2 separate regions of the Homo sapiens genome follow, and region 1 is linked to region 2. Evidence: read pairs that join two places in POLR2A ChIA-PET (ENCODE). Cell type or tissue: Panc1. All regions are shown on one strand. Links, peaks and the distances in the headings refer to the core of each region. The heading gives the core; the rest is flanking DNA.

The links. Peaks named below come from ENCODE experiments on the same cell type or tissue, not always from the same donor. Only the 100,000 strongest peaks of a DNase experiment are listed, where the experiment ranks them.
Region 1: POLR2A ChIA-PET joins it to region 2 with 8 read pairs; 8 of 35 experiments call an interaction of 5 or more read pairs at or near these places.

The regions. Positions count from the first base shown.
Region 1 is chr15:76,249,435-76,252,304 of GRCh38, forward strand. The region is part of intron 9 of ETFA (electron transfer flavoprotein subunit alpha); the gene reads right to left. Among named protein-coding and RNA genes, the nearest start is that of ETFA, 61 kb to the right of the region's middle. In Panc1, for the core only: no CTCF peak of the experiment used is centred there; no DNase peak of the experiment used is centred there.
Region 2 is chr15:76,343,570-76,346,544 of GRCh38, forward strand. No RefSeq gene overlaps it. Among named protein-coding and RNA genes, the nearest start is that of ISL2, 8.3 kb to the left of the region's middle. RefSeq lists an enhancer at 2,577-2,975. In Panc1, for the core only: no CTCF peak of the experiment used is centred there; no DNase peak of the experiment used is centred there; H3K4me3 peaks cover 811 bases; H3K27ac peaks cover 409 bases; H3K27me3 peaks cover 1,572 bases.

The DNA.
Region 1 (2,870 bases), core at 315-2,814, 94 kb before region 2:
ATTTTTTTTTTTTTTTTTTTTTTTTTAGATGGAGTCTCGTTCTGTCGCCCAGGCTGGAGTGCAGTGGCGCGATCTCGGCTCACTGCAAGCTCCGCCTCCCGGGTTCATGCCATTCTCCTGCCTCAGCCTCCCGAGTAGCTGGGACTACAGGCGCCCGCCACCACGCCCAGCTAATTTTTGGTATTTTTAGTAGAGACGGGGTTTCACTGTGTTAGCCAAGATGGTCTCAATCTCCTGACCTTGTGATCCGCCCGCCTCGGCCTCCCAAAGTGCTGGGATTACAGGTGTGAGCCACCATGCCCGGCCCAGTAATCATTTTAAAATATATAGTTCTGGGACACTAAGTACAGTTACCTTGTTATGCAACCATCACCACCCATCTTCAGAACTACCGCCTATCTCAAGAACTGCAAAAGTTTTTTTAAAACTGTAAATAAGCAAAGTTCAGAGAGCTGTTAAAACTGTTGGTAAATATAAGCTGGAATAACCACTTTGGAAAACAATTTGTCAAAATCTGGTAAAGCTAGATTCTCTACAATTAGCAATTTCACCCCAAGGCATATTTCTCTAGTAAAACACTAACATACAAGTAAACATTATTAATAATCTTCATGGTAACATTATTTGTAAGCAAGAAATTATAACTACTTAAATAAACAACCATTAATAAGAAAATAGGTAAAGTGTGATAAATTCATATAATAGAATACCATACATAAATGAAATACAAATGAAAAAAATGCTACCTGCATTAACAAAGATGAACCTCACAAATGTAAGATGGATTGAAAAAAAGATAAAGAACATATATAGGACATTACTAATGATAATTTCAAAAATATACACAATAATATTATATATCAGTGCTCCCCAACTTTTTTATACCATGGCACACAGAAGATAACATTTGTATGGTACACGAACAAGGCTGGTCATAAAATCCACTGTTCCAAAGGCTGAGAGGATCAACATCTGGTATGCCTCTAAATCATTCATCATATTCATATTGAAAAATCTCAGCTATATACTGCTTAGGGATCTGTAGATATGTAGTAAAGTAAAAATGAAATGTCTTGAAACAATAGTAATCAAATTTAGGATAATGGCTACTTTTTTCCTTTTTTTTCTTGCTCTGTTGATCAGGCTGGAGTGCAGTGGCACAATCATAGCTCACTGCAGCCTTGATCTCCCTGGCTCAAGTGATCCTCCCACCTCAGCCTCCTGAGTAGCTGGGACTACAGCTACATGCCACCACACCCAACTAAATTTTTTTTTTTTTTAAAGTAGAAAGGAGGTCTCGCTATGTTGCCCAGCCTGGTCCCAAATTCCTGAGCTCACATGATCCTCCTGCTGCAGCCTCCCAAAGTGCTGGGATTACAGGTGTGAGCCACCCACCATGCCCAGCCAGTAATGGTTACTTTTGAGGGGAGGAAAAAATGTGTATTAAAGGAAGAGTACACAAGGGTTTTCAACAGTACTGTAATATTGTTTCTTAAATTCAGGGATGAAAACATTAGTGTTTATTATTTCTATGTAAATTGTATATATATTTATATTTTCATAAATTTATATATAAACTTTTAAATAAAAAGAAAAGAATGGGAAGGAAAAGGAATACAGCGAATATAAGCTACATTTTCAAGCTTAGCCTAGCAAGAGAGGTGAAAGGGGCAGTAGGTAATGAGGAAAAGAAGCTGCTGGGCAGATAAAGGGTTTTCTTTTTAAGACTATAGAAAAGGGGCCAATAGAGGAGAGACTCTGACTCGGAGGATGGGGTAACTAATGGAACACTGTCTCAAAGAAGGTACAAAATGATGGGGTCCAGAGGAAAAGCAGACATATTAGCAAAATTAAAAAGGGAGGCCCTCTTTTTTTATCCACATGTAGATAAGCTGGATTTTTGTTTGTATTGCTTTGCTTATGTAGAAAGTACAGTAAGTTTACTTGTGAAGTAGAAGGAATGGTCAGTTTCTGAGAGTAAGATAATGATACTAAATAAGGGGTTTTAAAAGGGGTGACAATTTAAAATAAAGTAGTTGAAATACTAATAGACGACAAAAATCAGAATTCAGTTCCCATAGACACATTTGTAGAGATCTGGGGCTATGCAATTCAACAATTTTCTCTGGACAGTAGTTCTGATAATGTGCTCAGGGCGCTAGTCATTCCGCACAGGTGTAGTACAGACTGTCTCAGGAAAATGAGAAAGGGCGAGAGCTGAGCTAGTAGCACTCTAGATATACCACCCCACTTCAACTCCACTTTTTCCCATATTATACATGGGGCTTCCTGATAAAATTTCCTTTGAAGAAGGGTTCTACAACTAGATCACTAGTCACTACCCTAGAATAAGCCTGAACAGCAGATACGAAATCACATAATTTCTGCCTCTCACGAAAATGCACTTAATATTAGGCAATTAGTGTACACTGAGGGACATTATTAAAAACGCAGTCCTATGAAACCACTGTCTTATTTACAGTAAAGGTATTGTTGAGGATGTCAATCAATAGAGCCTTCTTTATAAGGACTCAAGGGATATATCTCTCTCTCTGATCTTGATACCAGGCCAAATGATACTTCCCATGTGCCATTAGTTTGTTTTTACGTTGGGACACTGTACCTCAGGGCACTGATCTTGTTTCCCAATATGAATTGGCTTCTAAAAACCAAATTTGCAGCCCACATCTAGCAAATGGACAGGACCATATAGAATCTTTTTTATTAAGGTGACTTTATTTTTATATAATTAGAGACAGGGTCTCACTCTGTCACCCAGGCTGGAGTGTAGCGTCACAACTACGGCTCACTGCACCCTTGAACTCCTGGGTTTCCTTCTACTTCACAGGTAAACTTATTGTACATTCTAC
Region 2 (2,975 bases), core at 324-2,823:
CCCGACTACCAGTTAGTCCACCGCTGTTGTAAGAACATCTGGCGTTGAGTTGTCGTTTCCCTGTCCCTCGAGTTAAGCGACCCACAAGCATATCCTTCTTTGTCCAAGGTTTGTTTTGAAAGTGGGCAACGCCCTAACTGGGTAGGGGATAGTTGCCATCTTAGCTTAGGTAGGGGCTGGCAAGGAAAACGTGTCTGGGGGGCCCTGTAGTCTTCAGATAGAAAAGTAGGTGCCTTCTGTTAGCCATGGCTGCTTGGATGGCCAAAGGCCACTGTGGGTTTTTCAGCAGCGCTTTTAGCAGAATTCCTTCACACTGCCCCCACCCCACTTGCAGATGATGGAAGGCTTGCTGGCAATTACTGAAAGAAAATGGGAGGTGGGAAAATGGAGCTGCATTTATATTTTACTTCCTGAATGTCAAGGTGATGCTGGCACAAATATTAAAGGGAACATTCCCCTTCTTTGGGATATAGGAAATGCTGCTGCAAACTTAGAGATAAGGGAAGAGATATGCAGAGTTAATGAGGACCAGCTTTACCTCTCAAGTGCCCAGAAATGGCTTTAATAATCAGGTCTGGGTTCTTTGAGGCTTCCTTTCTTTAACTTAGACCATTCCTTCCCAACAGAAATACAGATTTCTCCTTTTACCTTCTGGCTGGCCATTAGATAGGGGGCTAAAACTTCGAATAAATCTCACTGTCAAAAACTTTTGATTTATCCAGAATATTTGGGTTTTCTCATTTTTTTTAAAAAGGAAATAACAGGTTATTGAATAAAGAATTTCATTAATGGTTAATTAGCTCTGAATTTTTGCTTTTGACAGATTGCAGCGTTTTAACGCTATGAATGGAAACGTCTACATTAGTTATCTCAACATCTAATTAGTTATCTCTTTCCTCATCATCCATGAATCAAAAATCAAATTCCTCTTTTTGTTATTTATATGATTGTGTCTGTCTTTTTTGAATATTGGGAAGTTACCTAGATAAAAGTGGTTATTGTGTGTTAAGATTCCTGCATCTCTCTGTATCACTGTACAAAACATTACAAGCTTTTCTCTTCCATAGTTGCTACCCACCCAAAGGGGTGCATCGTTTTCTATGTGGGTTTCCAGGGAAAGGATTCAACTCTGAAGCCTTATTACAGTGGTCCCTAGTGAGGTGTCACATCTACGCTTGGTTAGTTACATTAATAAATATCAGTTTTACGGGTTCCCAAGTCATCTTTAAACATCTTTTGTAATACAGTAGGGATTTCCCCATAAATTAAATTACCTGTAACAATGACAAGTGTTGTATTTTATACTTACTGAACTTTTAATATGAGATACCCAATTGCATAGTAAAAAATTCAATAAAAGAGGCCATAGGTGGAAAGTGGGAGTTATTTAGCTAGATTCACTTTAGAATACGATTTTCTCAGAAGACTTAACTATTAATTTGGATAGCTCTATGCAATTGAGGAAGGAAAGGGATTCCCAGAGATAGACAGTTTATGGCTATAAGTTTTTACACAAAATTTAATACATATTGAAAGACTGCATAATTCTGGGAAATTCAGAGTCCCTGTGGCAGTATTCCCAACAAACTTTAATATTTAATGGATTGTGGAACAGAAATCAGGCTTTGTGTTTTGAATATGGAATAACAAAGCTCAATTTTGTCAGAGCTGCCAATACAGGGTTTAAATGGATATTGTCTAAGATTGTTCTCTAGAAAATTTGAGGTTCTACCTCTTCTGCCTAGGGGAGGACACAGATGGCCACACATTTAGTTAGCTGTGCTTTCTCATGGGTGTTCACCAAAGAGAGTAAGAGAATTAGCCAAATAGCAGCATGCTAGAGAGAGAAACAATGGATGAATATTTGCAGAGAAGTTCCCAGGGGAGTGGTGATAAAAGCAGGAAATTCAGAGTTTATGAAGCTGATGCGGGAAAGATTAGAGGCTTTTAAATCGGGGTCTGATTGATGTAAAAGTAAACTTTCTTGAAAATACTGGGATTCAGTGCAGTAATGAGGATTGTGTGGCCAAGTACAGACTAGCACCTTGTTGATGGAGACTGTGCATGAAAGATGCAGATGAATAGAGCTAGATTGAGAGTAGTAATGAGAGCAAGAAAGGGCACAAGGAAATACTCCATTGGGATCCAGATGTGGAGTTGGGTAGGGAGCGGCTCAATGTATACAACACATTTGGGGCCCCAGCAACAATCCAGCCAGAGAGGCGGGAGTGCAAGGTGAATCCAGCCATCCGCCTCGGTACCTCCTGGTCCGGAAGGTCAGAGCCAGCGGGGGAGTGGGTCAAGGCGTAAGCCCAGGGGCCGGCAGGAGCTCAGGAAGGCCGGTTCCCCGTTGGGAAAGAGCGTGTTTAAGTTAAGGCGTGGTTTGAGAGTAGCTAACCAGAGATCAGGTCAGCTGTTAGGGCGTGGGGGAGGGAGGGGGCAGGGAGCAGGGACGAGGAAGTGGAAGAATAGGGGATTGTGAGGAGTGATTTCTTTCCAGATTATCGAGACTCAAGACTTTCCAGAACGTGGCAAAGAGCCCTGGAAGAAATGTCCCAGGAACGCCGCGGTCAGGACCGAGGCTCCCCGGGGCCAGGTTCAGGGTTCGAGGTCCCAGCCTCGCAACTGCTGGCGTCTGGAGGGCGGGAGAGTGGCCGGGCCCGAAGCTGCGGCTCCGACGTACAGTTGCGAGTCTGGGGCGGTGGGCCCCGCAGAGCTCCGGGGGAAGGGAGCCGCCGCCGCTGCGGGGAATTGGCTTGGGCAACGCCGCTGAGTGTTCAAACGTCGCTGCTCCCGGGCCTTGGGCAGCCTCTCCTACCTGACCCAAATTCTGGGCTGCAAAGCCCGGGCGAAGTTGTCGCTTTCACTCCGAATACGCCCAGTCGCACCGTCAACTTCATAGGCTGGGCCCGGCAGAGGCCTTTCGCCTCCGCCCAGCGGTCTCCGCTGCGGCCCCTCAGCCTCTGGAGAGCCGG